4 separate regions of the Mus musculus genome follow, and regions 2, 3 and 4 are each linked to region 1. The links are chromatin loops, found by intact Hi-C in ENCODE. Cell type or tissue: heart. All regions are shown on one strand. Region 1 holds the start of Tox2 (TOX high mobility group box family member 2). Region 2 overlaps Tox2 (TOX high mobility group box family member 2). Region 3 overlaps Tox2 (TOX high mobility group box family member 2). Region 4 has its middle 25 kb from the start of Gm35750.

Region 1 (8,000 bases):
CATTGTCATACCACTGGTTACCTAGAAAAGGTCTAGCACAAAACAGTGATTAATAAATATTTGTTGATTGACAGATGGTAGAACATCCCATATCCCAAGCATTACTAGTTATTGAGAGATCCTGGAGAAAGAGAGATGTTGTTGGCCACAGCGTGCTCCACAGGGAGAGCCACCCAGGTTGGCCTTTAGTGTGTATCAAATAGGGATAAAAGGATGCTAGAACAGAGAGGTTAAGCCTCTTGCTGGAGTAGGTGGTAGGCAGTTAATATTACCACCAAGAACTTTCCTAGTTCTTTTTTAATATTACCACCAAGAACTTTTCTATTCTGCATCCCTCACGCCTGTGTCCTGAATCGCAGAAGTAGGCAATGTCCTCCAGAGGGTACATGGTGGGAATGAGGGTCAGCCTGGAGCACTGACTGCTTCTCTAAAGGACCCAGGTTTCCTTTCCATCACCCATGCTGGGGCTCACAACCATCTGTTAACTCCAGTTCCAGGGGGATCTGATGCCCTCTTCTGGGCTTGATGGGTACTGCATGCTCATCCTGCACATGCATACAGGCAGGCAAAATACCCACAGTCATAAAACAAAAATAAATAAATCTTACAGAAAAAAAACTGTAAAGAGGGTACCAAGGCTCAGTGATAATAGACAATTTGTTCCCCTTGAAAGAAGACTTGTAGACGGACATTCACAGTAGCTTTATTTACAATTTCCCCAAACTGGAAACAAACCCAAATGCCCATCCACAGATAAAGTGACCAGTTGTATTATATTTACACGATGCAATATCACTCAGTGACAAAGTGGAACAACACACAAACACACACACACACACACACACACAAAAGATGAATGCAAAAAACAGATTGAGCTAAAAAAAAAAAAGAAAAGAAAAGAAAGAAAAGAAAAGAAAGAAAAGAAAGAAAAGAAGCCATACTCTAAATGCCCATGCTGTATGTAACACACTGGGGCTCATGTAGAGTTCACAGTCCTAAAATGATCCGGAAAAAAAAAAAGGTGGGGAATAGAAACCCGGTAAGAAATTGCTGCTGGGGCAAAGGTAGGGTGCTCACTAGGAAGGGAACAAGGGCCTTTCTGGGGGTAATGGAAATATTCTCTACCTAGACTGGATTAGTGGGTTCATGGGTGTTTATAGCTAACCAAGCTCATTTACATTTTATTCTGTTAGATCATACTCTGTGTTAACAGAGAGCTAGAAAGCCTACAGGCGACTTAGCAGGTAAAGGGACCTGTTGCCAAACCTTGGACGTCTGGGACACACACAGTGGAAAGGAGAGAGCCTCCGGTTGCTCTCTGACTTGAACGACTGCACATGCATGCATTGTAATTTTTTTTAAAGGAGCTAGAAAATCATCTTCTTTAGCTCGCAAAGCCACATATGGAGCTATGAAGCCAGGTTCGCCCTGTCCCAGTGACCTCTTGGTACCAGTCTGTTTTGGCTGAGCTGGGAGCTCCCAGCCTTCCAAAGTCTGAATGGAAGAAATTCAATCCTCCGTGGATGAAACATAGATTTCCCAGTCCCAAAAGCACGACAGAGAGAGATTCACAAGGAGGCTGGACTGCTGTCCTGCTGTGAATTGAGAAACTTGGATTCAGTCTCATCTCTGACTTTCACCTGCTACTCCATGACTGACTTTTGCCGTGTTGCCGTGAAGCAGAGATCACGGGACCCCAGATCCTCCATGCCAGAAGCCAGGAGCCCCGGTGCTTACCAAACAGTTACTACATTTTCTTTTTAAAAAGAATAACGTGCTTGCTTTATACCTACTAGACAATTTTTTCTCATGCATGCTAACATTGCTGTAATTAATAAATTACACAAGTATTTTGAAGCTAAAATGAAGCTCAGTGGCTTTTTATCATTGTGTGTTTGCTCAAACAAAACCCAGCAGAAGAGAGCAGCTAGTGCTCATGACTTTGATTTAAAGAGGCTGGGAATCTCTATGTGGAGGATTGCTAAGGGACAGTCACCAAGGGGATGGTCGCCAAGGGGACCGTCGCCAAGGGCCCTTCCAGGTCAACTGCCCCACGGTTGTCTGACATCGTTTGGGCAAATGCTTGAGAGACAAGCCTCTTGTCCTGGCTCCAGGAACAGAGTCCCCAGTGTGTGGGCTGTGTCCTGGCTCTATAACCTATTTTACAGCACCTCCCAACACAGGCGCGCGCGCGCACACACACACACACACACACACACACACACACACACACACACAGAGTGGCTATTACACCTTAGGTCTCCAACTCTGATAGTGAGCCTCTGTAAGAAACCTGGACATTTTCTTTTCCACAATCATCAGTTTCTGGTGTCAGACAAAAAAAAAAAAAAAAAAAAAAACGGGGGGTGGAGTTCCTGGTCACAGTGAACCTCAAGAACACCACGGAAGGCCACAGCACACTGGGGAATCTGTCAACAGGAATCTGGATTCAGGCTGAGCCAGGTGCCCCATCACCCCAGCCTGAAGGGCTGAACCTGCGGGTCTCACATCTAAACCCATGCTCTGCACCTTCCTTTCCAGCATTCTGGTGGCTTTTCCCACCCCACTATCCTCAAAACTTCCTCAGCTGCAGGCCAGGGTCTTAGTGCACAGATAGAAACCAAAATCTCCACCCTCCACTTCTGTGCCCTTCCCAGCAGGTTGCAACCTCGGAGGTTCTGGTGCTGAGTCAGAGGTTTCTAGAGCTTCCGAATAAAGAGGTGGCGGTAGCGGGGATGGGGGTGGGGGTTTGGGGTTGGGGGGTGGGGGTCGGCAGCGTCCTACTTCCCAAAGGCGGCGGCGGGAGACAGGCCCCACTCTGGTGGCGCTTGCAGATACATCACTTCCCAAAGACCTCTTCCAGCTACCCTGCCCCGCCCCCAGCCTGGGTACCCAGACTTTAAGGCATAAATCCCCAATCTCCACCGCGGCCACCAAACCAGAGGGTGAACCCCGTTTTGCCCATTCGATATTTTAAACAAAGCCAAGGGCAGAAGATGACCTGCCGCCCCATCCTTCAGCTTCTGGTAAAACTCCACTTGCTGGTTTTAATCCATTTTCCCACCACCACACTGGAAGCGACTCCGGAACCCGCCTTCTCTCTAAGGCACCATCCCCCCTCTCAGGCTTCCAACTTTGCGGATCAGCGCACAAAAGATAATCTGCTCTTCCCCCCCCCCCCCCCCACTCCGAGAGATGCGCGCCGCCCACCTCCGCCCCGGGACGCCCCGGCCTGCGTGGCCCGCGCCGCCCGGACCAGGGCGAACTGCAGAGGGCTCCCGGCCGCAGCCGCTCCCTTAGGGCCTGAGGATGCACTTGCAGAGAGGCCCAGCCCCGGAGGCCCAGCGATCGGCCGGACGCTCGGCTGCTGCAGCATCCCGACAACATCCCCGCAGCCAGGGGCTGCGCGGACAGCCTGTAGGGAAGGGACAGACCCCCAGAGGGTCATGGATCCAGCCACCCGACGCGCACTCACCACGCAGCGCCGCGGAGCCCGCGCGTCTACGTCCCGACCGCCCGGAGACCCACGCGCGCTGTTCAATCCGGGCTCCGAGTGACGAAAAGCCGCGCTCGGCTCCAGCCTGACCCCGACCGACGCACAGACCCGGGGACGCACCGACCGTCTGGCGTCCGAACTAAGTTTCAAAGTTCCCTTCCCTGCGAGGGAAGGGGACTCAGACAGCGCCGCTGCCCCTGACCGTGCCCGCTGAGCTCAAAGGGGAGCTGGGGTCCGATGCCCCTGGTCCTGGGATCCAGGCACTACCTCCCGGGGGCGCCGCGCTGTGGGGCCCTGGCTGGAGTTGAGCACAGAGAACCTAGAAAAATGGTGGGGACGGGGAGCGAGAGTGTACCTCCTCGCTGCGGCTCCAGCCTGGAGGGACGCTAGCTCCCCAATCCAGGGAAGGGATAGGCCTTGATTGGACGACACCGGCATAAAATCAGAGGCGCCACGGGGTAGTGACGGCCAATTAGTAAACGGCCCAATTAATGCTCAGCGCCGAGAAGTTAAAACCCCGACGCGCGAGTGTGGACAACCGAGGGGTGGGGGCGAGCAGTGGAGGGTGCTGGAGCCTGTGACTGTCCCTGGGTGTGTCCGGGTGTGACTAGGTGGCCGTCAGGGCGATTTGTAGCTGGGGCTTCTCCTCCAGGGGATGGATCTGCGTGACCGAACGTGTACACTTGTGGGTCATTGTGAGTCTGAGCTGTGACTGTCGGAGCTACTTCTTTGTGTGACTGTCCCCCGTTGCCACTGGATGTGACAGCAGCTGCGAACCTGTGTGGAAGCGTTGTGTATGAGTGTAGATAGATGAGGTGACTTGTATGTTATCGTAGCCCTGTGCGTGGGCGAGTGGCTGCGTGTGGTTGAGGATAAATGACTGGCACCGTGACTTATGTGGGACGGCGAAGGCTGTGTGTGGTGCCGCCTGGCTGGGTGACAGAGAGTCGCTGCGCGTCGGCTTGTGAATGAATGCGAAGCGTGGGTGAGTGTGTCACTGTGTCGTCTTACGGGAAGCTGTCGGGCTGACTTCTGCCCGTGATCTACAACTCCCAGCATGTGTGACCGACCGCGAGGGTAGCGGTGTGAGTGGCACGTGCCCGTCGTCCAAGATGTTGTGTGCGTGTCCCCGTGTGCGCCCCCAGAGTGCCTACGTCCGCAGCCACGAGATTACTCCTGCCCCCCACGCTCCAGCCCGGGACACTCGGGCCCCCAGCCTACCTTGCCGCCTACCTTGCCGCAGTGGTAGTAGTCCAGGTGTGCCAGGCCGGCCGGCTCGGCCCCGGGCCGCGCACCTACCGCGGGCGCCGAGGGATACAGGCGGACGTCCATGGCGGGCGCGGCGGCGGCGGCGGCTCCCGCGGGCAGTGCCTGGGCGGGCAGCCGTGGGAGCCCTATGCGAGCCCGTGTGCGAGCGCGGGGGGCGGGCCGGGGGCGGTGCCCGGAGGGGAGCTACGCCCTCCCGCCACGCCCTCCCCCGCCCCGCCCGCAAGCGCTATTGTTCCGGCCTCGGGAGCCGCCGAGGGCAAGGGGGGCCCCCTGGTCGCCTTGGTCTCCGCCCAACCCTCCGCCCCTAGAGTTAGTTGCCAGTCCAAGTGGACCGTTCCTGTCCCGCCTTTTGTCACCAAGAAGAGAGAAATCTCTAGGCCACCCCTGTCCAGAAATGGGACATTCCCAGCCCCAAATATTGGGGACAGTGTCAATCCCCACCCTGCTTGCAGGGCAAGTAGGAAGTGGTTGAAGGAGCATCCATTTGGAGATGGGCACTATCTTACCTTTTGCCTTACATGGGTCTTAGAATAGTTCCCTGCCTCCCAACACACACACCTCAAGCTCATCTGAGTTATTCAGAGAGGGACGGGGGGAGGGGGCAACGTGCATAAAGGTTTATTTTATATATGAGGAAATCGAGGCACCAGAAAGGGAGAGCATGCAGAAGTGAAAGCGCTTGGATGAAGACTGTGGAAAGTCCCCTCCCCCTTACTGGTAAGGACGGGAAGGCTCAGAAGCCCCGTACACTTAGCGTACACTTAGCCACCATCCAGAGCTTTTCGGAACCCCAGAGAAGCAGTGTGAATCTGCCCCTTGTCGTCCGTCCATCTGTAACAGCACCCTTGTTCCACAGACACTTGCTAGCTGGAAGAACCATCAGGGGCTGTCTGCTGCTCACCCCACCCCCATCCAGTTCCTGGGTTCCAGGTTCTGGAATACTTTCGAAGCCTGCCTGGGAAGAACAACTGGAGAAAAGAGCGTGAGCCTCTTGCCCACTTAGGAGACAGCTTGAAACTAGCTCAGGCTCCATAACTGCTTCTTGGACTTGCTTCCTGGCCGGGAGCGAGGACCGCAGCAACCATGAAATCCAGGCACCTCAAGAGCAGTGTGGGAACTGGTCTTCCAGCGAAGGCTGGAGAACAACAGAGGGAAATTACAACCCAGAAAGGAAAGAGCTTCTAAATAAACGTCAGTCATTGTTTCTAGAAACACCAGGCTCAGCCTTATCAAAAAGGAATTTCCGACAAGCCTCTCTCCTCCCCCCCCCCACCCCCCCTGTCTCTCCCAGATCTGGCTACCCAACTAACCTAGCAATAGTCACTGAAACACACACACACACACACACACTTCTCTGCATTGAATTGAGTATTTCATGTGCACGTGGATGGCTTCTGTGCTGTCTGTCTGTCCTGTTTACTTTTCTCTCCTTGTGCCATTAGCCCACTGGACTACTTCAGCTTTGTAATAAATCTTAATGTCCCATAGAATAAGTCCACACACATTTTGTTCTTTAAGACTACCTTGGCAATTGGCCTTGGTGCCTTAATAAAAATCAGCTGGGATTGTCATTGTTCTCACATCGAATCTTTATCCCAATTCGGATGAAGAGGGTGTTTTCTCTGTGCATTAATTTTATCCATGAACATGGTACACCCACTTAGGGTTTCTTTACAAGTTCTCTCAGCCATGTTCGTATGCGAAAACCTGGCACATCTTTTATTAGATTTACAACTGGGTTTTTTTTTGTCATTTTTATGCTATTATCAATTATTTATTTTGTTTGTTAATATGATGGTCAAGGCTTTCTAACACCTCCACAAATCCTTTGACACTCCTCCCTAGGAGTAGAGTCTAATGCCTCCCTCTTAGAAAGGCTGATTTTGGCGAGTGGTTCTTAGTAAATACCATGACTTCTGAGGCTAGTTCATTAAAGCTAACACAGTCTCACCTGCTTGACTTCTCAGCAGGCTCTTGTTTGGAGCTGTAAGCTACCATGTAGGAGGGCTGGAATCATCAGAGAAGCCCTGAAAAGATTATGGTCTTTCTTGAATCCAAAATGTTTAGCACTTGGATTGAAGACACAGGCAGAATCTCTGTGAGTTCAAGTCCAGCCTGATCTACATAGTGAGTCCCAAGACCACCAGGGCTACATAGGAAGACCCTGTCTCGATAAATAGACAGATTATTGGTAAATAGATAGACAAGATATTCAGTTGCCATGACCGATAATAAGTGCATATTATTTTAAGCTACAAAATTTTGAGGTTGTTTCTCAACCATATAGGCCTAGAATATACTGGAAATAAACTTTTACACAATGTTCCAAAAACCAGAAACACTGCCAAACTCACTAACCCTAATCATTTGTACATGGATTCTTTGGCTTTTAAAAACCCTAGAGCTATGCTCTCTCCCATCTGTAAATAAAATGAAAGTTTTCTCTTAAGTTCCAATCCTTGTATGTTCCGTTGCTTTTTCTTGTCTTGTCTCACTGGCCAGTAACAGTAACAGAAAATGTGAGAGAAGCCGCCAGCCCCCAACTTAGTCTTCCTTCTGAGCACAGAAGGACTATCAATACTCACCACGAACTGTGTGCTTGCTCTACTCTCTCTCTCTCTCTCTGTGTGTGTGTGTGTGTGTGTGTGTGTGTGTGTGTGTGTGTGTGTATCTTGACAAATCTTGCCCTTTGAGGTCAGGAGATAAAAGTGCCACATGAGATCAGTGAGGGATGCTTAACGCCCAAGAGCTAATGGCAGACCCAAAGCTACAGCTAAACCCGAATCTGTCATCCAGCATTTCCCACTGGCCACACCCCAGCACTCTTGGTCTCATCAACTCTAGCAAAAAAATTGTCAACAAAGTCCACCATGGTTCAAAAGACTCCTAGGAGCCAAACTGCTGTGACTTCTCTGGAATCTGCCAATAGCAGCCACCCCTGTCAGCCCTTCCCAGAGAAGAAGGAAGACTTCGAGAGGACATGGAGAAGTCTGGTGAGGATCTTACCAGGGAAGACAGACAGTTCTCCGAGCTTGGCTTTACCCTAATGGCTTTATCTTATTCTGTTGCCTCATCAGATAGGATACCCTACCCCCCTTCCAAGGAATACCACAACCATGTTTGTTAGCTTCAGGATAAAAGTGGACCTTGAAACCTCTCTTCCTGTTAACCTCAGTGGGAAGCGAGAGAGAATGAACAAGCTGACTCAGGCCAGCTCTGCTGTTCCTCGCCTACA
Region 2 (8,000 bases), 81 kb before region 1:
AACCTCATTTTCCCAAACATGGTACTGAATATGCACTCGGAGGAGAGAGCCATTAGACACAGGAATATTGGAACCACAGCTGACGAATGTCGCTGCGATTTCCCCGGAATTCTCTCCGCTCGCACTCTGCTGCAGAGCTTGGCTTCTTGCCTGGGAGACTGTTAAACACCTGGCCTCTGCACACTCCAAGGCCAGGGGGTCACAGCTCCGATTAGCAGCCTGGCAGGGGGTGGAGGGGTCGGTTCCAGAGGGCGGCTAAGCAACCATAAAACATCGCAGTCACAGCAGGAGGGATTGGGAGCGAACAGAGAGATCCCTACAGGGCCAAGTTTTTTTCTCCAGTTTTTGCTGCTGTCTTCTCTGTCCCCATGACCAGTCCTAAAGGCACCACATCCAAGAAGCCTTCCCTGCCACTGTGGCAAGAGAAGAGGGTGGGGAGGGGGGCGTGTTGGGGGCGGGGAAGAGACATTGAGATTAACAAGGATAACAGAATATAAAAAATCTAGAAACCTCTCCGTTCCCAGGCTACCTGTTAGGAACAGAGTATGCCCAGGAAAAGGAGGCAATCAAATGTAGGAGGAGGCGGGGCAGGCAAGGTGGCTATGGACAAGACCCATAAAAGGTCTAGATTGCCTTGTCCCAGTGTCATTGAGTTCCTAACCTTTCCTAGCTTCTGGCCCTCTTCCACAAGCAGGAGTATTCTCTTAATAAACAGTCTCTGTTTCTGCCACAATCCACGGGTCCCTGGTCCAGATTTTCAGTTTAGTTTTTTTGTTTTGTTTTGTTTGTTGTTGTTGTTGCTGACTTTTTGGTTTTTGTTTGTTTTTGAGACAGGGTCTCATTGCTCTGCCTGTCCTGGAAACTTGCTACAGTCTGAACTCACAGAGATCCCCCTGCCTCTGCTTCCTATGTGCTGGGGTTGAAGGTGTGTGCCACCACACTTGATTTTTTTTTATTTTAATATTCTTATTTATTAGTTGTGTGTGTCTTGTGAGCGTGTGCCGTAATGGGAGAGGATGTGGGTGGTGGTGATGGTGGAGTCAAGAAGATCAAATTGAATGTTCCTCCTCCTGAGATGGAGTTCCATGCAGTTGTGAGCCACCTGATGTGGGTGCTAGGAATCAAACTTGGATGTTTCTGGAATAGCTCTGGGTGTTCTAAACAGCAGAGTCATCCCTCCAGCTCTACCGATACCCCTGACCCCATCCAATTCTTCCTTACTCAAGGACACAGAAACCTGGAAGTCTCAGCAGGTGTCCTTCAGACTCTCATCCAGGTCTCTAACACCACTGTGGGTCTTGGAGCACCAGGGAAAGTCTAGCTCTGGGTATCCCATGTTCCCTGTATCTACAGGAGCCTGAAAGGCTTCTATAAGGGCTAAGCACATAAAGTAGGTCTCAGTCTTGGCTCACTCAGTCTCCATTCACTCACCAAGAGGTGGCCTAGAACCCTTGACATCCCATTTTGATAGCTGTTGAGCCAAGTCTTTTCTCTGTGCCTTGTCATCTCGTTATATATGTAAATGTATATATGTATGTATATGTGCATATGTGTATATCTGTATATATGTATACATGCATTTATGTATATACGTATGTATACAGCAGCACTTCCTCCCCCGAGTGGAAGATTAAAGGAAATATCAAATATGAAAGGTTACGAGGGCCAAGCACAGAGTAAGTGGTAAACCAATTAGCTGACCACAGCTATAGAAAATTAACTCATCCAGGTGGAGAAACTTCCTCAGAAGCTGCCTGGGCAAAGTGTGCTCTGTGTCCCCCATAGGCCAAGATACACAGAACCATATGCTCATGAGCTGTGCCCCGAGGGCCAGCTATGGTGGCTCTGTTCTTGAGGGTGCCTAGGTCGTTGGTCCTCACTAGCTCTTGCCTATTATGGAGGTTGAGAGGCTGAAGGGAGCCAGTCACAGGGAGGGTCAAGTGGATGCCAGCTTAAGTCAGGGATGCTGCTTGTGTTCCCATCCCCAGACTGGGAGCACTCCAGAGTGCCTTTGCATCTCTCATGGCTTGAGTATAACCCATAAGCAATGAAGAGTCAGCCCAACCCATCTAAAGAGAGCCAAGAGCACCAGGCTGGGACTCCGAAGCCTGGCTTCAGGTTCCGGCTCTCTATTTTGTCCAGCTCAGTGACACTGGGCAATCAATTCCCCCTTTCCACTCACCCAGTACTAACCAGACACCAATGGCTAGCTGGCCCCTACCAGATGCCTATGCTGGAGAAGGTACAACATAGGCTTAGCTCAGGCTAGCTCGTGTAGCCTAGAAACAGACAGTGGATCCTTCCATGTGTTCAGCCTGCTCCCTCCTTTACAAGGGTGCCTGGTACACTGTCTATGTTGTTGTGTTGACTTTGATTTTTAAAATGATTGGAGTGGAGAAATGATACCTATTTTCATGTATAACCGCGTACGTTTGGTATCTGGGAACCATGTGGCAGACAGTGAAAGCCAGTTCTTGCAAGTTATGTCCTCACAACCACCTGCATGCCATGGAACATGTGCATGCCCAGATATATACCCACTCACACACTTTCTACACATTGCTAAATGTCCTTTGGGTGGCAAAGATCATTTCTAACTGGGGACCGTTATGCACAATTCTCTCTGCTCAGAAGGCTTCCCTGTGGTCTGCAATTGGGAAAGGCAAGAGTATCATTCAAACACTATACGGGGACACCAAAAAGCACAGACGTCAGGAAGATAATATTTTGATACAATGCTTTTTAAAAATTTGCATTCTATTTATTTAGTGTGCGCGCATGTGCACACACGTGTAAACAGATATCCATGCATGCATGGATGGAGGTCAGAAGATAATCTAGAGTCTTCAGATGCCTCCCACTCCTGATTATTGAGTCAGGGTCTGCCGATAACCTGAAGCTCACTAGGCAGACTGGCTGGTCAGAGAGCGCCAGGGATCTGCCTGTCTCTGTCTGGGGAACTGGGATTACAGCAGGATGTCGCCACACCTGGCTTCTTGAAATGTGGGTTCTCAGGATCAAACTCGTGTTCTCACACTTGCAAGGCAAGTACGTTACAGTTTTTCTGGTGAGACTGGTTTGCTTTTGCTTTTATTTTTTTTAAATGGGGGTGGAGGGTACCAAATGGTAGAAATTGAGAGCGCAGCCATCAGGCAGTACACAGGACAACCCTCATCAGGCAGTACACAGGACTGCCCTCATCAGGCAGTACACAGGACAGCCCTCTTCTGCTGAGAACTGTCCTGCCCAACAAATCAGCAGCGGGCTCCGCTCACGTTTGAGAAAGCTTCCATGGTGAGGACCTCACTGCACACACTGCTATTTTAATCAGTTGATCAGCCCTCGACCTTTCTAAGCCTCCCTTTCTACATGGGACAAGTGGGTAGAGGCAATGAGCCCAAACTTTATACAGCAACTGGTGCTCAATAAATGACTAAATGACTGTGTCCCAACCTTGCCCTCCTTGAACACACTCCCAAACTTCAGGGCAAACCATTCTCTGAAGAGACAGCATCCCTGGATTCCAAAGAAAACATGGGGCGGGGGAGAAACATACTTTATTCCATTCTGACCTTCCTTCTTGAGGGAAAAAAAAATCCATGAATCTTATCTCTCGACCAATGTGATCCATTTGTGGAAACGCCAGCTGCATGCTGGCTTATCACTGCTCTGCGTCCTAACGGGGAGTGAATTTTTATGACCGAGTTGTAAACCTTTGCAGCAACCATTTTTAAACTAAAAAAAAGGAAGCACGGACAGATCCTTAACTACACTAGTAGCTAAATTAAGCATGAGGGACGGGATGGTGGGGGGGGGGGTGCAAAGGAAAACAAAAGTGCCCGGAAAGAGTTAGGGGAGGTAAAATGATGTTCATTAAAAATAGAAACACACACTCACACACAAATCTTTTGTGTTCAACTTCACACTCGTACATCATAATGTTCCAGTAAAAGGGCATTTCCCCTGAGATAATAAAAGAATTGAATTTTTCCTTATCGGTCATCTATTTTTCTAGCCCAAGCTATTACTCCCGCTCTCGGGTTGCTAGGCAACAAGAAATATTAATAGCAGCTTTTATTAGCTTAGCTTTTGCCGCGGAGTACCAGAATGAGAAAATGGGAGACATAAATGTGTTACATAAATCTTTCAACCTCTCAGAGCCGGTGTTAGTCTCTGTTTTCATAATGATTTATTGAAGTGATGGTTCATTTATGAGCAAAAGGAGTCTGGGATAAGAAGACGGAGCAGTCCCCTGCAGGAGTGTTTGAAAATAAATAATTATAGCAGGGGAGTAAAAGCTGTTTAAAGCCATTTTTTCCCTGAGTTTTATAAAATGTAAAAAGACACATTTCTTTGGCTTATGGCTTCTGAAAAAAGGTGGGGGAGGGGCACTGCACCCAGACTCCAGTGTGGAACAAGAAAACATGAGGCCTCTGAGTGGCCCTGGTTCTGACCGGCCAGGACCCACTTTGGAAATTGGTCTTCCTCCCACTCCTGTCCGACAGGAGGTGAAAACATGGCTCCCCCTGCGTTTACTGTGATGGACGCCTCTGGTCACGGAGCTAAGACAAGTTGTTTCTCGGGCCCTTACTCTTTCCGCAAGAAGCAGAGCTGTCACTGGTGTTAGTTTTCAATGCCAAGGCCAGAATGACATCATGACACCCTGTCAGAATGGATGTACTTGATCCCTCCAACCCCTGACTGCCCCCACCCCATCCTCAGCCTTCAAGGGCCTCCCACTTGGCTTTCCAAGATGAGAGGAGGTGGCATCTACTCAGACCCAGTCCGTGAGTGGATTGCTTTTCTACGCACTGTAGCTTACACTGGTCGGACCTACTGTGTGCCACTTGGATTCCTCCAACCACAGACTTTCCAAGTTCCTACAGCACAAGTGCCCTGACCTCCGTGGTACAGATGGAAGAAAAAAAAAAAAACAAAAAAAACAAAAAAAACAAGGCACAGGACTCTGAACCCCCTGCCCTGGGTCCCAAACCAATGGGAACAGCACAAAGCCATGCCTGTGACCTTAGGAAGGTGTTCAAGAATCAAGAAAACAAGATATCTACAGTGACATGGAAGGGGAAGGGAAGGAAAACAGGAAGTGTCCTACTCTTATTTCTGTGGCCATGTGATAAAACTGTCCTGACAAAAAACAACTGCAGGGGGTGAAGGGGAGGGGGGCAGGATAGTCCAATGGGTACAGCAACAGGCTGCCAAGTCTTATGACCTGAATTTGATTTCCAGGTCCCACATGGAGGAAGGGGAGGGGACTGATTCCCTCAAGTTGTCTTCTGGGGGACAGACAGACCGAAAGTCAGTCTTTCTCCGCCTTCCTCTTTCTCTCCCCCCAAACAAAACAGACTGATAGATGGATGGATATATAGATAGATAATCTGTCTTAGTTAGGTTTCTAATGTTGGATTAAAACACTTTGATCAAAAGCAACTCGGTGAGGAAAGGGTTTGTTTCATTTAACAGTTTATAGTTCATTATCCAGAAAAGTCGGGGACAGGAACTGGGAGGCAGGAACTGAAGCAGAGGCCATAGTGGGGTGCTGTTTACTGGCTTGTTCCTTATAGCTCACTAGCCTGCTTTCTTTTAACATCCAGAACCCCCTGCCTAGGGGTGGCATCACTCACAGTAGCCTGGGCCTTCCTACACAATCAGTAATCAAGAAAATGCCCCCCTTGAGCTTCTCCGAAGGCCAATTGGTGGGGGCATTTTCCAACTGAGTTTCCATCTTCCCAAATTACTCTAGCTTGTACCAAGGTAGCAAAACCCCTAACCAGGACAATGCTTTTAAAAAGTAAGTTAGGGAAGAAAGGAATTTATAATAGCGGGCCACACACAGTCTATCATTTCAGGGAAGTTAAGGCAAGAACTTGAGAAGCTAATCTCACCACAATTACAAGCAGGGAGGCACGAATGTGCCCACACTGTCTGCTTGCTCACTAGGGAACGATGGCGCCCACAAATGGTTGGGTCTTCTCACATCAATTAACAATCAAGACAATCTCCTATAGCTATGCACAGGCCAGCCTGATCTAGACAGTTTCCCGACTGAAATTCTCCCAGGTAATTCCAAGTTGAGTCAATTTGACAGTTAAAACTAATCATATCAGGTTACACAAAGGGCCCCCATCCTGTCTCTTGAGTTCTTTCCTTCTGCAGGACTCTGCTCCGTCGATGAACTGGGTCTCTTGCTCTGCTGCCTGGCTCTCTGGGTTGGCCAAGTGACTGGCTTTGGCCAAAGGACTAGCAGCTAATAAGAAGTTTGAAAATTTTCCACCCTGGGGCCCACTCTTTCTCTAGGCTCCTGGTGATGAGAGACTCATAGCTGAGATATCCCAACTGGTTCTAGCTGACATGAGCCAGGTGCGGAGAGGTAAGACTGTCCTAGACACCGGGCTCAGGCAAATGGCTAGCTGACCTCAGAAATCACAAGAGGCAGTTCATGAATCTTAGGAACTCAAGTTCATGAAGCTCAAGAGTCAAGAGAGGTGGTTACAATGAGCTGTTTTATGCCATCAAGTGTTGTGGTGGTTTGTTACAAGGCAAAGCTAACTGTGCAAGCACAAAATGAAAACATCCACACATTAAGAATAATAAAGATTATTTTGGTTGGGCTGGAGAGATGGCTCAGAGCTTAAGGGCACTGGCTGCTCTTCCAGAGGACCTGGGTTCAAATTCTCAGCACCCATACAGCAGCTCACAACTGTCTGTAACCCCAGCTCCAGACGTTACACACGTCACACAGATATTCATGCAGGCAAAACATCAATGTGCATAAAATAAAAAACAAATAAATAATTTTTTAAAAGTAAGAAAAACAATTGGCCTTACTGCCATGTCATTAAGAAATGTTAGGGACAAAAGTTTGAGTTGGGAGATCTTTGGTCTTTGTGCCTCAGACTCTGAGGGAGATAGCCAGTGTGTCAACCCATCAAAGAGGGTAGACTGAGCCTGGGGGCAGGGCCAGAGGAGCCCTGAGCAGGAAGAAGCCCTGGCAGGGAGGGGCATGCAGCAGCAGGGGCAGAGGAGTGTTAGAAGGTCTATAAGGACCTGCAGTTGGGATTTACCATCCCCAGGCAAGCCCAACCCAAGGCTGTGTGTAGGTTCTCTCATGAGAAAATATAAAGCAAGCGTGCAAATAGATTTCAGTGCTGCATCTAACGACTACTGCATGATACTGGCCTGCAAAGGCCCTTCACCTGAGTTGGGAGTCCCCGGGTCTGGCCAGTAGCCCTAGTGTCCTGAGAGAACTGCCGAGCTCTGCAAACATGTTGGAACAGAGACTAGAGCACAAAGGGTCTAAAACTCAGCACCCGGGACTTGATTTTAGTTTGAATAGGCTCCCAACGACTTGGCATATATAGTAGGAACACTGGGAATTCTATCACCTCCTACCCATGTGCTTGTCTAGTACAGTGAAACTGGTAATGCAGTCATGCCATTTCATCAAAGCTGAGATCCTAAGCCCAGCCCAGAGATGGGAAAACTGAGGCTGGGGGAGGATGGGCTTGCCTAAGTTCCAAGAAATCTCTCAAAGCAGGGGCTGGAAAAATGGCTTCGTGAGCAAAACGTGCGTGCTTCACGTAAGCATGAAGACCTGAATTTGTAGCCCCAACACCCACATAAAAAGCTTGGACTCTCTGTGCCTTTAGTTCCTGAAGGCAGAGATGGGAGGTTCCCCAGTACTCTGACCAACCCTGCTAGCCTTAATCAGTGAGCTCAGAGGCTGAGAGCGCTGGCTGCTCTTTCCAAAGGACCTCCGTTTGATTCTCAGCAGCGTTTGTCGCACAACCGTCTCTACCTCTAGTCCTGGGGGATCTGACGTCCTCTTTTGGCCTCCAAGGGCACCACACCTACGTGGTGCACAGACATACACGCCAACAAACATTCATATCCATAGAAACAAACACATATGGAACTTAAAAAACAAAGTGGACAGTGATTAAGGCGGGCACCAAACATCAACCTCCAGTCTCCACACCAAGGAC
Region 3 (8,000 bases), 49 kb before region 1:
ACTCACAAGGACTCCTTCGTCCTTCTCAGCCTAGCCTCACCTCCTCTTTAAAAATGCCCAGGCTGGCCTTGAGCTTTCTATCCTCCTGCCTCAGTCACCCAAGTAGCTGGGATTTCAGCCATGTACCACCAAGCCTAATCACCTTTGTGCCTTTATGAGAAACGTTGCCCTGGACATTCTTGATGTGCCTTTTGGTGACCTCACGGATGCACTCATGGAGCTGATGCTGGCCCATGGGGCTGCACTTTCAGCCACTGATACTGAGAAATGGTTTTCTAAAGTGGTTGTACCAGCTGACACAGCACTGGCTAAGTAAACCGGGTCCTCCAGTGTTAATACAGTACTTTCTGACTTTTCTCTACTTGTGGTGTGTGTGTGTGTGTGTGTGTGTGTGTGTGTGCGCGCGCGCGCACATACACAGGAATTTATAAACTTTAAAATGTCCCTGCTGCCTTTCTTGGCTATGTCACTGTTGTGTCCTGCAATAACTGCTTACTGGGGGTAAGGATAAAACTACTCAATGGTCACTCATGACACAGATGTATCCAGTACCCTGGTCTCAGCGCAGTGGATGGTTGAGAGTAAGGCAGAGCCAAGTCTCAAAGCCCCTGAGCCTCTCCAGGCTCCTCAGAGTCCATTTATTATGGGAAAGATGCAAAGTAGAACTGCCTCTCAGACCACCTGCCTCATCCTTTCCAGTTTGGGGAGCACCCTCATCCTTCCCAGTATGCTTTAGCCTCCTCTGTAGGACCCACACCCTAGTGTCCTAGCTCTCTAGTTCCCCAACTTCCCAGTCCTACAAGCCAACTTCCTCACACCAAGCTAGGTGCCCATAGGTGTTTATAAACATAGATTTTGCCATGAAGCAAAAAGATGTATTTCTGCAGCCTGGGGCACTATTCTGGCTAAAGGGTCTCAGAGTTGAACTTCTGTTTACCCCGAACATAAGCTTTGATAAGTCACCATGCCACAGTCCTAGCAAAAACATCCATAAAAGAGGAGCAAACACTCCCCTGCCTCCCTCACTGCTGCTCATGTCGAAACTGTAAATTAGCTTTCTCTGAGGAGAGGGCTCACTGTGGGCACACAGTTACCCCACTTTGCTTTGTGGGTCTCTTTAACTACTCTACAAGCTAGATATTAACACTCCCATTTTACAGTAGAAAGTGAGACCAAGAGAGGTCAATGAATCCAGTCACGGTCACATGTGCAGAACTGGGAAGCCACCGGAGCACAAGGGATAGACTGCCCACCAGGCTCTACCCTTCCTGAGGAACTGACAGGAAGGTAAGGCCAGGCCTGGCTGAGGCACAACCTCACTCCTGGGCCTTCCTTCCCATCAGAGCCTCAGACTTGGAACGTATGGAAGGCAGAACCACTATAAGTGCCCTTGTGAGCTGCGATCACGTGGCAGAGGATGCTGGGTAGGAAGGGATTCGTATCTCCAATGGGCTAGAAAAGATCAGGAGGCATCCTTCACTAGGTTTGTGATTTTTCTAGGGACTTTCTTGGCACATTTGAAAGCAAGATAATTTCACGAAAATCTTTCTAATTTCAACGCCTACCCTAATCTGATTTTCACCGAGTAAGTGCGCTCCCTTGGCTCATCTTTCTGATGCCTGATCCGGACACATCCGGGGCAGACGCAACCTCAGCAGCATGGGAACCTGACTAACACTTCTCTAGCTACTGTGCGCTGTGTGCCAGACACAGGAATATGCTCTCTGGGTACCAATGCATCTTAGTTACTCTTACCCACATCCCTCTGAGGGATGTCTTAAAGATGCCATGGAGTCTTGGAAGAGCTGGTTACATTTTCAAAGCCCACACTTTTCATGTTAGCACCCCGATGAGCCCGTCTCACCGACATTTCCTTACTGCAGTCTCAGTTGATTTGACAATAGTCTCAAAGCCACTGACTGATGACCTCATCTCCGGGTCTCTTCTGAATTGGTGTGACTTAACCAGATAGCAAAGGACTCGCTAGCAGTATGGGCAGACATTGTCCCTTCTGGGTATTCCTGGGCACGTGGTAGAGGAGGAAAATATCCAGGTGACAAGAGATAACCTGGAAAGTTCCTCAGAGGTGCCCACTCACAGATATAGAAGATTAGGGAGAGAGCAAACCACCCACCCCATGGCACAGAGCGAGAGGCTACACAGACACTAGATTCAGGCTCCCGAGCCTTCAGAAGCTTAGAGCCCAATGCCATTCTAGGTGGTCGCTATGTGTGGCCATGTTTCTCTTGTTCATAGGGTAAGCTCGCACACTGCAATGAGCACATACGTAAATCCAGGGGCTCTTTGACTCTCCTCCAGTATAAAGCCAAGCCCTACAGGGCATAGTCATTTTGAGATGGGCTGGGAGAGGGGGAGGGGCTCCATTTTTATGAAAACCCTTGAAATTACATTACCAACACACTGCCAGCCCCTCCCCCACCCCACCCCACCTCCTCTTATCGTTCCCACCCCATTTTGAAAGGGTGAATGTTCCCTGGGATTCAATTTTGCTCATAATAGTTGGAAGGAAACAAACTATAGGCTGTAAACACTGACTGCATTGTATGAGAAATACCTTTATGATGGGGAGCTGAGATGAATACCGCCCAAGTTCCTCCACTAAGCACGTCCCCTAATGTCTCCTATCGAAACATCTCACACAGGCAGGAATCTAGAGCTTTAACGTAAATGTATTTTTAGCCACCAGAATGCAAAATTAAGACTGGAGAGATGTAAGCACCAGCTCTCTGCAGTTTTCTTCAGTGAAGCCTGGGAGACTCGTGCATTTTTCTGAGCCCGTGCTTCGGAAGGGTGTGTGCACATCAGCTCCCCGTGACACACTCCATTTTCTCCCTGTACATAGGGTGGGGTTTTATTTCCTCCCTGCATTTTACTCTCCAGCTGGGAGATGACATTAAATTTCATCAGATCCAAAGCAAATCTATGGTCTTGAAGCCGTTTTTTTTCTCCTTTCAGGCCCCTCATATTTATTCAGAATTCATGAATCATGTTCCAATAACACAGCCGTAATTATTTTTAAAGTGTGATGCTTGTGGCTTCAACAGGAAATGGTTGCAAAAGCCCTTTTCTCTTTGATTGTTTGTAATCTCGGGCGTAATCGCTGCCGTTGCCTTCTCAGCACCGCAGCGGGCGAAACACAATTTCATTTTAATCTGAATCTCGAGCCTTCACCCCAGTTTTAATTAAAGCAATAAGAGCCATGTCATCTTTGCCCTTTGCAATGTACACAGACTCGGAAGCCAGAGTGACTAAGCGTACAGCCTCAGATTTCAACCCTGGCGGCAAGGCCTCCTGCCTACCCACCCGTACATTTACTGGGAAGTGGTTTGGTTTCACAAAACCTCAACCACTGAGGCGTTTTCCTCACCTGTTAGATGGGGGACAGCTGTGCCTAACTAACGAAGGCTGTGTGGTGTGAAGCAGACCTTTGACTCCAGTGCCTAAGCCCTGGGAAGCTCACAGCAAATGTTAAAGCCCATCAATTATTTTTAATTTAGTGTGTGTGAATATTTTGCTGTCACGTATGGCTTTACACCACATGCGTGCCTGGTGCCCTTGTCATAAGAAGGCAAGGACATCAAATCCCCTGCAACTGGAGTTACAGATGGTTGTGAGCCGCCTCATAGGTGCTGGGACTTGAACCCGAGATCCTCAGCAAGAGCAACCAAGGGTTTTTAACTGCCAAGTCATTTCTCTACTCCATTTTGTGTGCGTAGCAGGGAGGGGACAAATGCAACACCCTCTCCTGATTATTAATGGGGAAACTGAGGCTCAGCAAGAAAACAATATAGGCAAAGGGAACTGAATGAGGCAAAAACTTGAGATCCAAGTTTCTGCCTTTTTCCCTATTCTGGGCATCCACCACTGCCCCCTACTGGAAGGAGGCTTCCAATAAAAAGCTATGAGGACCAGTCTACACTCTCCACAACAATGTATAAAATGTGTTTTCCTGAAGGACTTTGAGGGAATGTGCGTCATCAAGCCTTGGGATTTGTTGTCAGCCAGATAGATGAAAAAAAAAAAAATAGCAGCTTTAGTTTTTCTTTTGTGTATTTTCTTTCGGTAAATGGTTGGCTCGGATCTCCTTCCCTTCTCCACTGTGGGTTTGAATTGATTTCTCGTAAGTCTTATGTACTAAGGAAGTTGGTCCTCAACTTCGAGTATCCGTGCCCAGTTTCCCACCTGCATCTCCTCTCTGGTGTTCTGGTATTGCAAACGCCATTTCAAGTTAGGGTGTGGTCTAGTTTTTAAACCTTTTCTTCTAAAGCTTCCACTAGAAGCATCTTCCTGCCAACAGGAACGTGTAGTAAAGGTACACTTATTGGTTCACTTCTGATTTCTCAGCCCATTTAAAGCTTTAATTGATTAGAAACCTTGCCTTTAATTTTTTTTAAAGACACTTTTGTGTCGCCCAGGCTGACCTTGAACTCGCTATTCAGCTGACTACGACCTTGAACGTAGAATCCTCTTGCCTCTATCTCTAGAGTTCTGTGCTGCTCTGCCCGATTTTAATTTTATCATCTCTGGACAGGAAAGGGGCTGTGGATCCAACACCATCTTTCCCTAACCTTCTGTCCTTAGAACACTCTGCCTGTGGCTTCTAAGGCTCTATGGAAGGACATAGAAAGATTCTATGTCAAAACAGAACAAAAAAATGGCAGGGGGATCATTACTTGGCGCTCTCTTATCTTACGTTTCATTTATCCTCCCAGGGCTTTGATCCACAAGCCCAGAAGTCACAATTTTACATAATGGCTCCTGACTTGGACAGCCATCTAACTGCTTTTAAATGGGCCTCTCAAATGTCAAATGACCAAGTCCCATCTCATCAAGCCTGCCCTTCCCCAAAGCAGAAGATGGCACAGCCACACTACATTCTGGGAGTTGCCCATCTCTCTTCCTCCCTTCTTTCTCTACATCTAGTAGTCTCAAAATCAGATAGCTTGATTTACAAAATCACATCTCAGACCACCTACGTGTCTCCATTTCTTCTGCCTGTAGTATAATCTTGGATCCTTCATTTGCCTAAAGCATACCCAACCTCAATCTCCCTGTGTCCACTCCTGCTACTGAGAGCTTTAGCAAACCTCATGTCATCAGTCTCAACCCATTTGTCTGCCCCCCAACCCCTTCTCAGACGCATGTATACACATACGCGTGCATGCGTGAGCACTCGAGCGCGCACACAAAATTTTAGGAAAAACCCTGAAAACGTTTGTATAAATCTTATTCACAGCCATAAAATCAGAAAACTACCCACAGTCAGAAAGGCACCATGACACACTAGCATTTGCAGTACCTGGAAGGGACAGACATTATTTGTTGGGCCAAGATGTCTAGGGGATTCCCACAGAGGAAGCGATGTTTGCATTGATACAGAGTTGACCAGATGCGCATCTTGTGTAACCAGAACATTATTTACAGGAATAAGACAATAGAAATAAGTCATGGCTGGTTTCTCTGAACACTGGTGTTTTGCGTAGGCTCTTAGTTTAGATTTACCCAAAATCAGCCTGAGATGAGACTTCTCTGAGAGATTCAGTACAGAAAGGAGCTTAGAGGATAAGAAAAAGAGCAGGTTGCAGCCTGGCCCAGGACTCAGCCTCCGTGGGAGTTACATGGGTGCGGGGGCGGTGTGTGTGTGTGCCATCTGCAGTGACCCATTTGTCAGAGGCCAATTTTCTAGATAAGTCAGTGGTGAACGGCCACCGCAGCTGGACCTGGATACCTTAGACTGTTGAAGGGACTCTGATACGGTGTCAACAGAACCCATATCCCTGTCTCATTTGCTTCTCCCAGGATCCCAACAGGCAGGTGTCACTCTTTCTGTTAGGAGGAAGCTAACATCCCTTGCATAGAGAGAGACATCTGGCCCATATTGGGCACAGAAGCGCTAGGAACAGAGTCCAGGTCTGAGAGAGCTCTAGCCTTCTTCCCAGATCACACAGCCTGGATGTACAGATCCCTATAGCTCTGGGACATACAGATCCCTAGAGCTGTGGGTCTGCTCTCAGCCAGGAGAGAACTGATGGCTATTAGGCCGCGTCCTAAGACTGCTGCTTGGAACATATTAGAAGCTCGTGCTTGCTAGAAATGGCTTCCGGCTCAGATCCAGGGTCTCTGAATCACAAGGTGCCCAGTGAACCTTGCTGTTTGGCTGAACCTGGGATGTAAACATACTTACAAGATATATCACATCTTCTAGTTTCTGAGACCTTCATTTTCTCATGCTCACATGGGTTCTACATTAACTGGGGCAGTACAATTCCTACAGCTGATAAGACAACACCTTGTGAAAGAAAGTGTGTGTGTGTGTTCACGCGTGCACATGTGAGTGTGTTCAAATACAGGCTCCAGAGAAAAGAGAGGGAAATTCCTGGCCATCCCTTGCCATTAAAGACAGACCAGAGGCCCAGCATCCTGAGGAGGCTGAGTTAATTCATTAACAAGGTCAGCATAAGCTTCAGATTCTCTGCTTCCCACACAGCCATTTGCAAAAGGGCTGCAGTATTTTACAGTCCCCCTTTCCAAGAGCTGACATCTTGTTCCCATTGCTTGAATCTATACTTGTCCTGTGCCTGGCTTTGGACATCAGAAGGAGCTGGGAGTGGTGACAGACCAGTTCCATGTCTGGGCCTCAAGAGGGTGGAGGACAGCTTCTGGACTTGCTGCTCTGGGAACCTGTCCCTGCCATGTTTATAGCCTCAGGCTAGCCAGTGATGGGGGAGGGCAGGGGCTTGGGGTTTCGGGGAGGAGTTGGGAGGAGAGGGATATGGGGGGAGCCAACTAATACAACCCGAAACGATCTACACACTTGTAGTTTTTAGCCACTGTATTGTGAGGTCCTTATTTTGCAGTAAAAAAGAAAAGATACACTATGAGAAGTTTTCACGGCTACATTTGTTAAGTTGCTGATATTAAATTTGGCTTATGCAACTGGCTAGACTTATTCTCACAGTATTATTATTGTTGTTGTTGTTGTTATTATATGGATTATTGCTGTACTAGGTATATACATTATTATTATTATTATTATTATTACTATTATTATATGGAGTATTGCTGTACTAGGTATATACATTATTATTATTACTACTATTGTTATATGGAGTATTGCTGTACTATGTATATACATTGTTATTATTATTATTATTATATGGAATATTGCTATACTAGGTATATATACTAGGTAGCCAATACTAGTTTCAAACTTAACTATCTTCCTGCCTCAGCCTCCCAAGTGCTGGGAGCTCAGGTGAATATCACTACACCCAGCTCCTAATGTCTCTTTTAAGTTAGGCAGACCCTCTGGTGACAGCAAAAAGACCTAGAAGAATTCATGAGAAGTCCTTAACTACCCTGCTCTCCTGTTAGGGAAGGTGAGGTTCAAAGGATAAATAAGGAGGCCACGTTGACACATGACACCAGTGTTCCCGGAGTGCTTTCTGGGTCACACCCACAACTCTGTGGAGGGTATGGTTCACAATCAGCATGCCACGGAGGTCACGGTCTTGTGTGGAGGTCAGCCACCATCTAAGTCATCACAAGTGTGGCAGATGACCGCAGACAGTGAAAAGAGCCAGAAATTAAAACCAACTGGTGCCACGAGAGACAACCCTAGCCCCTCGTCAGAACTGGAAGCCACAAACAGCTGTCTAAGGAAGTGAGAGGTTGGTTTTGACTTCAGAGTGCAGCCTGCTCCCAAGTCCAGTGTGGCCTTGGACTTGGACTTGGACTCAAAGAGGCTCAGAGTAAGCTCTGAGCCCTTGGGATGACAAGCTGAATCTGGACAACCAAGCATTGTCACTGGGACACGCCCAGGCCTTGGAGTCTCGCTCACCATTCCTGCAGGCTGGCACATGATATAGCAACACAAAGGCAGCTCTGCGACGGCAGGATATCGCTCACATGAGGCAGGCCAGAGAATGAGTGGGGTGTGGCACCCCACGATCAGCATCCTTGCCACTTGGACTGCACTA
Region 4 (8,000 bases), 130 kb before region 1:
GGCTGGCCAGATGGGCGAGCCCTGGTGGCTTAGATATAGAACACAGCCTGGAAGATGTCTTTCAGTCTTGGTTCCTGACCTGTGTGGCTCTGGAGTCAATTGAGGTATTTTATAAGGTGGGAAATAATGGACACTGTTAAGAGCTGTGATAATTGACCACTGCCTTGCAGCAGAGAAGAGAGGGACCCGGGAGTATAAAGGCACATTTGGGATCTGTAGCAAGCAGTTTCAGCTTCCCGGAGGGAACCACAGGGAACCTGGCTGTGTTGAGAGACACCAGCTCAGTGATGATCTTTGGAGGCACCAAGCTTGGCAGGTGGATATGGAAACCTACCTTGAACCTGTATAATAAAAACCAGCACCTGGAGGGTAACATGCCGACAGACCTTGAAAGCACGCTGAGGGATGCTTGCTGACTGTGTCTGTGGATGCGGGTACCCCTCCTCTCTCCTCTCTGCCTGCTTGCTCCACGGCTTGGAGGAGCTGGTCCTTGCCAGCCCTCCTCTCCCTTTCCTGGGGCAGAAGAGTAAGCAGCGCAGCTCAGCTCACACAGATCTACACACAGTCAGGTTGCTGCCTCAGCTCCCGATTCTGCCCCGTGACAACTTCCTTCTTTGCGGCAGCAATGGCCAGTGTGCAGATGTGTATGTAGTAATACACTTCTAATAATACCAGCCATGCATGAGCACAAGAGAACCATGCAAGAACCCCACTGCTTGGTTTTAAAGATGAGAAAACTAAGGCTTGGAAAGATGGGGTGAGTGGTCCAGGCACCACGGATGCAGGGGCAGGTAAAGCCAAAACAAGAGCCCATATTCATCTTGCTTAAACATTCAGTCTCACTGGACAAAGGAGTCAGTGCCATGGCCGGAGAACAGGCAGCTGGGGGGGCAGGGTAAGATGGCTTCTAGACATAGGGTGGTGTGTGTGTGTGTGTGTGTGTGTGTGTGTGTGTGTGTGTGTGTGTGTGATGCATGCTATGGGGCCTGAGCCTGGGGACTGGACCCGGGTCATCAGGTTTTGTGGCAAGCACCTTTAACTATAATTCATCTCTTTGTTCTGCTTTTAGTGGGGACTTCTGGCATATTAGGCAGGTTTTTGTGGACAACAATGATGTTGAACCTCTAGCTTTTCCTTCACTGTGCCGTGATTACAAGCGGGTACCACCACACCTCATTTTTGCAATGCTGCGGGTGGGGGATAGGGGCGGGTTGTGCATGTTAGGCAAGTACTCTAGGAGCCAAGCAACACCTCCTGTGTGACAAAGCCACGTTTTCCTCCTGCCTCTAGTTGCCCATTGGATGCTTGTGGACCCAACTGACGAGTCTTTTAGAGAGAGTGGCCTGTACAATCCGTTTGCGTTAAAGACAGTTTTCTAAAACTTGGATCAAGAAACTGTGGTTGACACTGAATCTTCACTGGCTGTAGATGAAGGGCAGGGAATACAGACAGGGAGAGCCTTGGGATAGAGGCGTGGCCAAACGAAAACTCACTTCTGGCTCCAGGGAGTTAGCCATCAGAAAAGTTATAGGAAGTTTGTGGCAGCCCAACTCCACCTCCATGGCACGGCGTTCAGGAGTGGGAGGGTCTTTTTCCTTGGCGTCCACAGCAGTTCCTGATAATCTCACCTCATCCTTGTCCTGATCTTCCCTTCAGCTGTCTTGTAGACATTTGAGACATCTCAGACTCTCTCTGCATTCAGGTCCTGCGAGGTCTGCAGGGGAAACCGAGATGCAGAGAGGCAAGCCACTTGGGTATCTCTCCATATCTCATCCTCTGCTTCTGGCCAGCCCCTGCCTGCCTCTTGAAGCCACTCCAGTCTCCAGAAGCCCAGAGACTAGTTGTGCAGTCTCTGAGAAGGAAGGCAGTTGGTGGCTCGTTCTGGCTGATGAGATGGGTTGTTGAAATCAGTTGGCCAGATTGTCTGCCTGCCCGGGAATACAGTTTGGCAGCTTCTGCTGAAGTTAAAACACATACCCACCCTATGATCCAGGATTCTCACTCCCACGTATTTACCCAAAATAAATGGAAACATATGTCCAAGAAGACGTGAACAAGAATGTTCACAGGGGCTCTGGGCATCGCTGCCAAAAGCCAGAAACACATGTGACTGTCAACAGGCAAATCAGAAAACAAACAGCTCTGTCCATCACTAGGGGATCTGTTCCATAATAGTGAGGAGCGACGAGAGACGACAGGATCCCCTCTGAAAGCCACTGTAGGAGGTGAGAGAAGCAGAAACGTACATGGTAGGGACAGCGATGTGAAGGACTCCAGACGGCAACACCAGGCTTCGGTGACAGAGTCAGTGCAATGGTTGCCTGGGAGGAGGTGGTAGTAGAGCAGAGAGGGATTGGCTGGGAAGGGGGGGTGAGTGAGTTTCGGGAGCAGGATGGGAAATCACACATCTGGTCAGGGGTGGTGATGACATATGCATTGGCCCATTCACACACATTTACACACACTCACACACTCATATGTATAGACACACATTCACACCCACTCACACATATTAATATATACTCACACACATGCATTCACACACACACACACTCATACTTGCACATACTCATGCATACATATACACACACTCACACACACACATACACACTCACGTGAACAGACACTTACACACACACACACACAGAAGTGTTGTCAAAGAATAAATTTAGTTAAAAAAAATCTAGGACTTACAAATGAGAGAAAGCATGTTATTTGTCTTTCCAAAGTTGGATTAATCCACTTAGTGTGGTCTACAATTGTGTCTGTTTTCCTTCACACTCTATGACTTCACATGTTTCCTTTTTTTTTTTTTTTTTTTTTTTGGTTTTTCGAGACAGGGTTTCTCTGTATAACGCTGGCTGTCCTGGAACTCACTTTGTAGACCAGGCTGGCCTCGAACTCAGAAATCCGCCTGCCTCTGCCTCCCGAGTGCTGGGATTAAAGGCGTGCGCCACCACACCCAGCTTCACATGTTTCCATGAGGTAGCAATTGTGGATAGTGCTATAGCAAACATCAGTGTGCAAGAGAAAACAAGAGTCTAGGATCTTGTGAGGAGAGTGTAAGGAGCAGGAAGGGTGGGTGGGCTTTTCCGGGGGCCTAACCGTCTGCAGCCCGGTCTGGCCTCTGGCTTTCCTGGAAGGGGCCACCAGCTCCCTGGCAGGCCTATGTGCAGGTGCCTTCTCTTCCTGTGGGAAGTGAACTCTGCCCACAGCCACAGCAGGCACAGGTGCATGCACAAGTGGCCAGAGGCAAAGAGAGGTAAAGAAAGCATTGCCATCCTCCCTTCACCCCCCCGTGACCTCAAGCCCCCCCCCACCTCTGGGAAGGGAGATGTGTGGTCAAGTCAGCCTTTCTTTGTCTGACTTCAGGGATGCAGATTTTATCCCTGGTGACGAACCCGAAGCCATACCTTTCTGCTTAAAAGCAATCTGGGTGGCACCTCCTACAATCCAAGGGTACATTTTACTCCTGTGACATTTCTGGAGTCTGCAAGATCTACTCCTTTTTTTTTTTTTTTTTTTTTTTTTTTTGGTTACAGGCTCCAGGCCTGGGTAGCCCCTTCCTACTGCTGATCAGTGAAAAGAACAAACAGACAAACAAACAAACAGCTAAAACTCTCCAAACCAAATCAACCAACCAACCAACCAACTAGGTACCCATTAGGATACCCAGTGCAGGCCCAGAGGGGCTCAGAGCCAGTGAAGGTGCCAGGGCCTAGGTAGATTTGTCTCGGGAGACTGAGTGCTTTGCAAGGGTTTACTGCACACCAAGTGGTATTAAACTATCGCCAGAGCCACTTCAGTATGGCTGTACTTGCAGGGAGAGGTCTTGGACGTGGAGCCTAAGCATGAAGCTCAATTGTGTAACTCACTTTATCTCAGAACTGGATTCGAATGCATTGCTTTACCCGTAGAGTGCAATTTAGCGTGATTATTTAAGGTGCAGTTCTTAATTTTTACCACCAGGAGGCACAACTGCTCCACACATGAAAACAGACTTGCTCTGGAAGACGCTGATTTCAAAATAAAATCATTGTCATTACTGCCTGCTTTATTCTTTATGTTCCTTACTTCAGTTCTGAGATTTGAGGCAATGCTGTGTTATGCAGATAAGAACCTAAGATTTGCACTTCCGGAGGACCCAGGTTCAATTCCCAGCGCCCACATGACAGCTTACAACAGTCTGTAACTCCAGTTCCAGGGGATTTGACACCCTCACACAGACATACAGACAGACAAAACACCAATACACATAAAATAAAATAAAATAAAATAAAATAAAATAAAATAAAATAAAATGACCAAGATTCAAAAGCAGGTCTGTGCACCTGCCTTCAAAACCCACCTTTCACCGAGTCTTCAGTGGAGGTCACTTAGATGAGATGCTAGCAGCTGCTTGGGGTTTTTCTTTTTGTGTGTGGCTAGCAGATGTTTCATAGTACATTGAATATAATACTTTTTTGGCAGAGCAGTGTCTCCACTTAGCCACACTCTCCATTAAGCCCTCTTGTGTGCCACCCTGCTCGAATTTACCTGCCCAATCCTGAGGCACTTGAATTAACAACTACATTTGTGATCAGTGAGTTTATAGGCACAGTTATACAGACGTTTTGTGGACTAGCATGAAAGAAAACAGGAAAAATGTGAGGGTGGAGTTTGGAAGACACGTCGGAGAGATGGCTATGGTTAACTGTCATGCTGGAGATGTGGGAAGTGTTCACACCTGACACATTAGTGGCTTCCCTGTCACACACCCCAGTCAGGATCTGTGGATCTAGGTGATCAGTGGGAGGCTTGGGGGAGGGGTGTGGCATTCTTTGCTTGTGGAACCCTCCCAGGAGAGGGACTGGGGGACTCACATCCCGCACGGAGTCAGTCCTGATCCAAGCCTGTTGCCCTTTGCTTAGTGAGCCACTGGCTGGAAACAACCGACACTGTTGTTAGCTTCGCACTATAATGGAAGGAACTGAGTGTCCCCAAATTCACAAAGTGAAGCCCGGTATCCAGGGCCTCTGAATGTAGTGCCTTAGGAATGGAACTTTAAACAGGGGTTAGGTCAAAGTGAGGCTTTTTGTGTGAGCTTGAACTCAGACCACCTGATTTCTTCATGGCAGGAAATTTAAAGAGCTGGGCTACCATGGAGGTCAGAGGTGCAGGGGGCTGGCTGTGTGAAGCTACCGTGACAGTGAACTGGACAGAGAGGCAGGGACAGGGACAGCAAAGGGGATATGGAAAGGGAAATAACCACCTCCTGCTGGTCAGGGATTCCAGCACATCCTGGAGGCCACCTACACAGAGACGAGGAGTCTAGTCTTCTGTCTAGAGATAGAAAGCTACTGGATGACTGGGGAGATGGCTCAGACATTAAAGGTTGGGCTCACAACTGAAAATATAAATAGATACTGGGATGTGTGCCTGACCACAACAGAGATGGGGGAATCAAAAAGGCAAAAGTTAGAAAAAAGCATCCATCAGGGAGAAAGCACCTGGCTTTGCTAATAACGGAGGGAACTTTGGCAATACCTGTGACCCAGCTGTAACCAAGGAGCCACCATGTTCCAGGACAGTTATGTTAAGTGACTGAAGCCAACTTCAGGATGACAAATAGCAGTTCTTTCCTCTCATTCGTGGTTCCTGTATTTTATATAGCTATGTGATATCACATATGGATATATGGCCTGAAGATAGAAATGAAACTAGGAGGGTGGGGGGGGGGGCTGCTGGGGGGAAGAGAAGAGGAAAAGAAAAGAGGAGGTGAGGAGGGCTAACGGGGAGTGGGGGAAGACAACGAGGCTCTACATACCATAACTATGTACAGAAACACAAATTAATCATTGTAAAACAGAGCTGCCATGTGCGGTGGCACAGACTTTAGTCCCAGTACTGGGGAAGCAGAGACAGGTCGATCCCTGTGAAGTTTGATTCCGGTCTGCTCTACATAGTGTGTTCTGTGCCAGCAATCACACATAGTGAGACACCGCCTCAAAACAAACAAACAACAAACGCCAAAGCCAAAACAACTGGAGCTGGAGAGATAGCTCAGAAGTTTGGAGTACTTGTTGTTTCTGCAAAGGATGCAGGTTTGATTCCCAGGACCCACGTGGAGGCTTATTAAGATCTGCAACTCCAGTTCCAGGGGAGTTTTCTTCTGACCTCTGAAGGCACTAATCATGCATTTAGCACTCAGACATACATGCAGGTAGAACATTCATATATATATATATATATATAATTATAAAAGAAATCAAAATTAAAACAAAAGACTTAAGCCAACAAAATTCTCTGTTGTATATTATTAAGTTGTAATAAGTTTGCTATAAGAAGTAAAAATCATGGACACGGGAAAGAACTAAGGGGTGGAGACATGGCTCAGGGTGCAGGGCCTGTGTGTTCTGAAGGCATCAGAATTATGCTTCTCATCGCCCAGATTGCTATGCTCGCAAGTCTGCACTCATGCAACACACACACAAGTTTTTAAAAGATAAAGTCTTATATAAAAAAAAGAAAACGAAGTGTAATATTTAATATTGATCTTTTGGGGACCAGCATGGTCTTACTATGTAGCCCCAGCTGTTCTGGAACTCACTCTGTAGCTCAAGCTGGCCCTGAGCTCACAGAAATCCACCTGCCTCAGCCTTCCAAGTTTTGCAATAAAGGCATGCACCACCACTGCCCAGCCATCTGTTTAATCTTCTAAGTAGCCTCTCCTCACCTCCAGATTGACAGCGGGGCGGCCTGCCATTCTTGCTCATGGTGTTTGTGTCTTCTGATCATCATGACGATGCAGGACTTCAGAGCGTCTCTGGGAATCCTTGTTTACTGTGCATTTCTCCAGATTCCTTCCCCAAAGGGAAGGTCTTCACCAGTACCATTGTCCATGGAAGCAAAGTGAATGTGTGAGTGAGCATGTGTGTACATGGGTGTGTGTGAGAGTGTATGTGTACATGCGAGTGTGTGTGCATAAATGTATGAGTGTGTTGTGAGTGTGTGAGTATATTGTGTGAGTTTGTAAGTATTTGAGAGTGTGTTTGAGTATATGTGTGTGTTGGAGTGTATGTGTGAGCATATGAGAAAGCGTATATGTGTGAGTGTGTGTCTCTATGACTGTGTGTGAGTGTCTGTGTCCAACTGTGTGGAGGACATGCTGGCAGTGCACAAGGTATCCCTAGGCCACCATGCCCAGCCCCCTCCCTTCACGGTTTTCTGGAACATTCTCAAAATTCCCCTGGAGGGTCAAACCCTCAGGCTTCACCGGTGATGGGTTCACCCAGTGCCTCTCACTCTGAAGGGCTGACCTCCAGCACCTAGGGCGCTTGAGCTAATTAATTGTGTACATATTGAGAAGCAGAACTGAATTATCGCTGTCGTGGAGCTGGTAAGATGAGCAAACAGTTAGGAGCACTCTCTGGTCTTTTTGCATGGAAGTTCTTTCCAACTTTCAGGAGCAGATCGTTTGTATGTTAGTGAGTGCAGGAATTAACACGTGAGCTAGGATGCAGGCTGGGTAGTATATGCTGCATGCATGTGATGGGCAAATGTGTGCAAGACATACTTCTGTGTCTTGTGTATGCGTATATAGGGGCTGTTTGTGGGTGGCATGTTTATGTATGCAGTAGGTACACATATACCATGTATGTATACGTGTTTAAGAGTGTGACTTTGCTTTTGCATGGTGGGAAAGGGTAAACAGAGGACCTCAAGCAAGAGGATGGCTCTGGGAAAGGAGAAGAGGCTCTTGGAGCAGTGGGGGTGGGCTACTTGCAGCAGGTCAGCGTGTTCTTAATGACAGGCTATGGCTCTAAGGTCCAAGCCACAGTGTCCCTAGCAGTGGAAGGTGCATAGCTCTGGGAGTCTCACGCCACAGCTTTGAGATGCAGTGCACAAGGGCAAACAGGAGCTCCATGGGGTGTGGCCATGATCACTGTAGAACGGAGTGGGCTGCGATGGTCACCACTCCCTGAGGTGGAGGCAGCCAGAGGGTGAGGCTTGGGTTGGTG

Evidence for each region. A loop is a pair of places that touch in the nucleus more often than their neighbours do. Peaks named below come from ENCODE experiments on the same cell type or tissue, not always from the same donor. Only the 100,000 strongest peaks of a DNase experiment are listed, where the experiment ranks them.
Region 2: it touches region 1 in a loop (1.8-fold over the local background); 2 of 42 quality-filtered maps call a loop at or near these places.
Region 3: it touches region 1 in a loop (2.5-fold over the local background); 3 of 42 quality-filtered maps call a loop at or near these places.
Region 4: a loop joins it to region 1, with 2.1 times the contacts of the local background. A loop is called at or near these places in 11 of 42 quality-filtered maps.

Annotation. Positions count from the first base shown.
Region 1 is chr2:163,199,992-163,207,991 of GRCm38, reverse strand. Tox2 (TOX high mobility group box family member 2) reads right to left here and starts at 4,865. Exons shown (of 9, transcript NM_001372575.1): 1 at 4,730-4,865. The coding sequence starts at 4,828. In heart, a CTCF peak has its summit at 517 (motif pointing left); a DNase peak (open chromatin) is centred at 4,961; H3K4me3 peaks cover 3,530 bases; H3K27ac peaks cover 2,319 bases; H3K27me3 peaks cover 3,215 bases.
Region 2 is chr2:163,281,185-163,289,184 of GRCm38, reverse strand. The region is part of intron 3 of Tox2 (TOX high mobility group box family member 2); the gene reads right to left. Among named protein-coding and RNA genes, the nearest start is that of Gm35750, 71 kb to the left of the region's middle. In heart, a CTCF peak has its summit at 3,221 (motif pointing left); a DNase peak (open chromatin) is centred at 3,234; H3K4me3 peaks cover 1,087 bases; H3K27ac peaks cover 547 bases; H3K27me3 peaks cover 1,014 bases.
Region 3 is chr2:163,248,727-163,256,726 of GRCm38, reverse strand. All of the region lies in intron 2 of Tox2 (TOX high mobility group box family member 2), which reads right to left. Among named protein-coding and RNA genes, the nearest start is that of Tox2, 50 kb to the right of the region's middle. In heart, a CTCF peak has its summit at 3,898 (motif pointing left); no DNase peak of the experiment used is centred here.
Region 4 is chr2:163,326,842-163,334,841 of GRCm38, reverse strand. No RefSeq gene overlaps it. Among named protein-coding and RNA genes, the nearest start is that of Gm35750, 25 kb to the left of the region's middle. In heart, a CTCF peak has its summit at 3,963 (motif pointing right); no DNase peak of the experiment used is centred here; H3K27ac peaks cover 718 bases.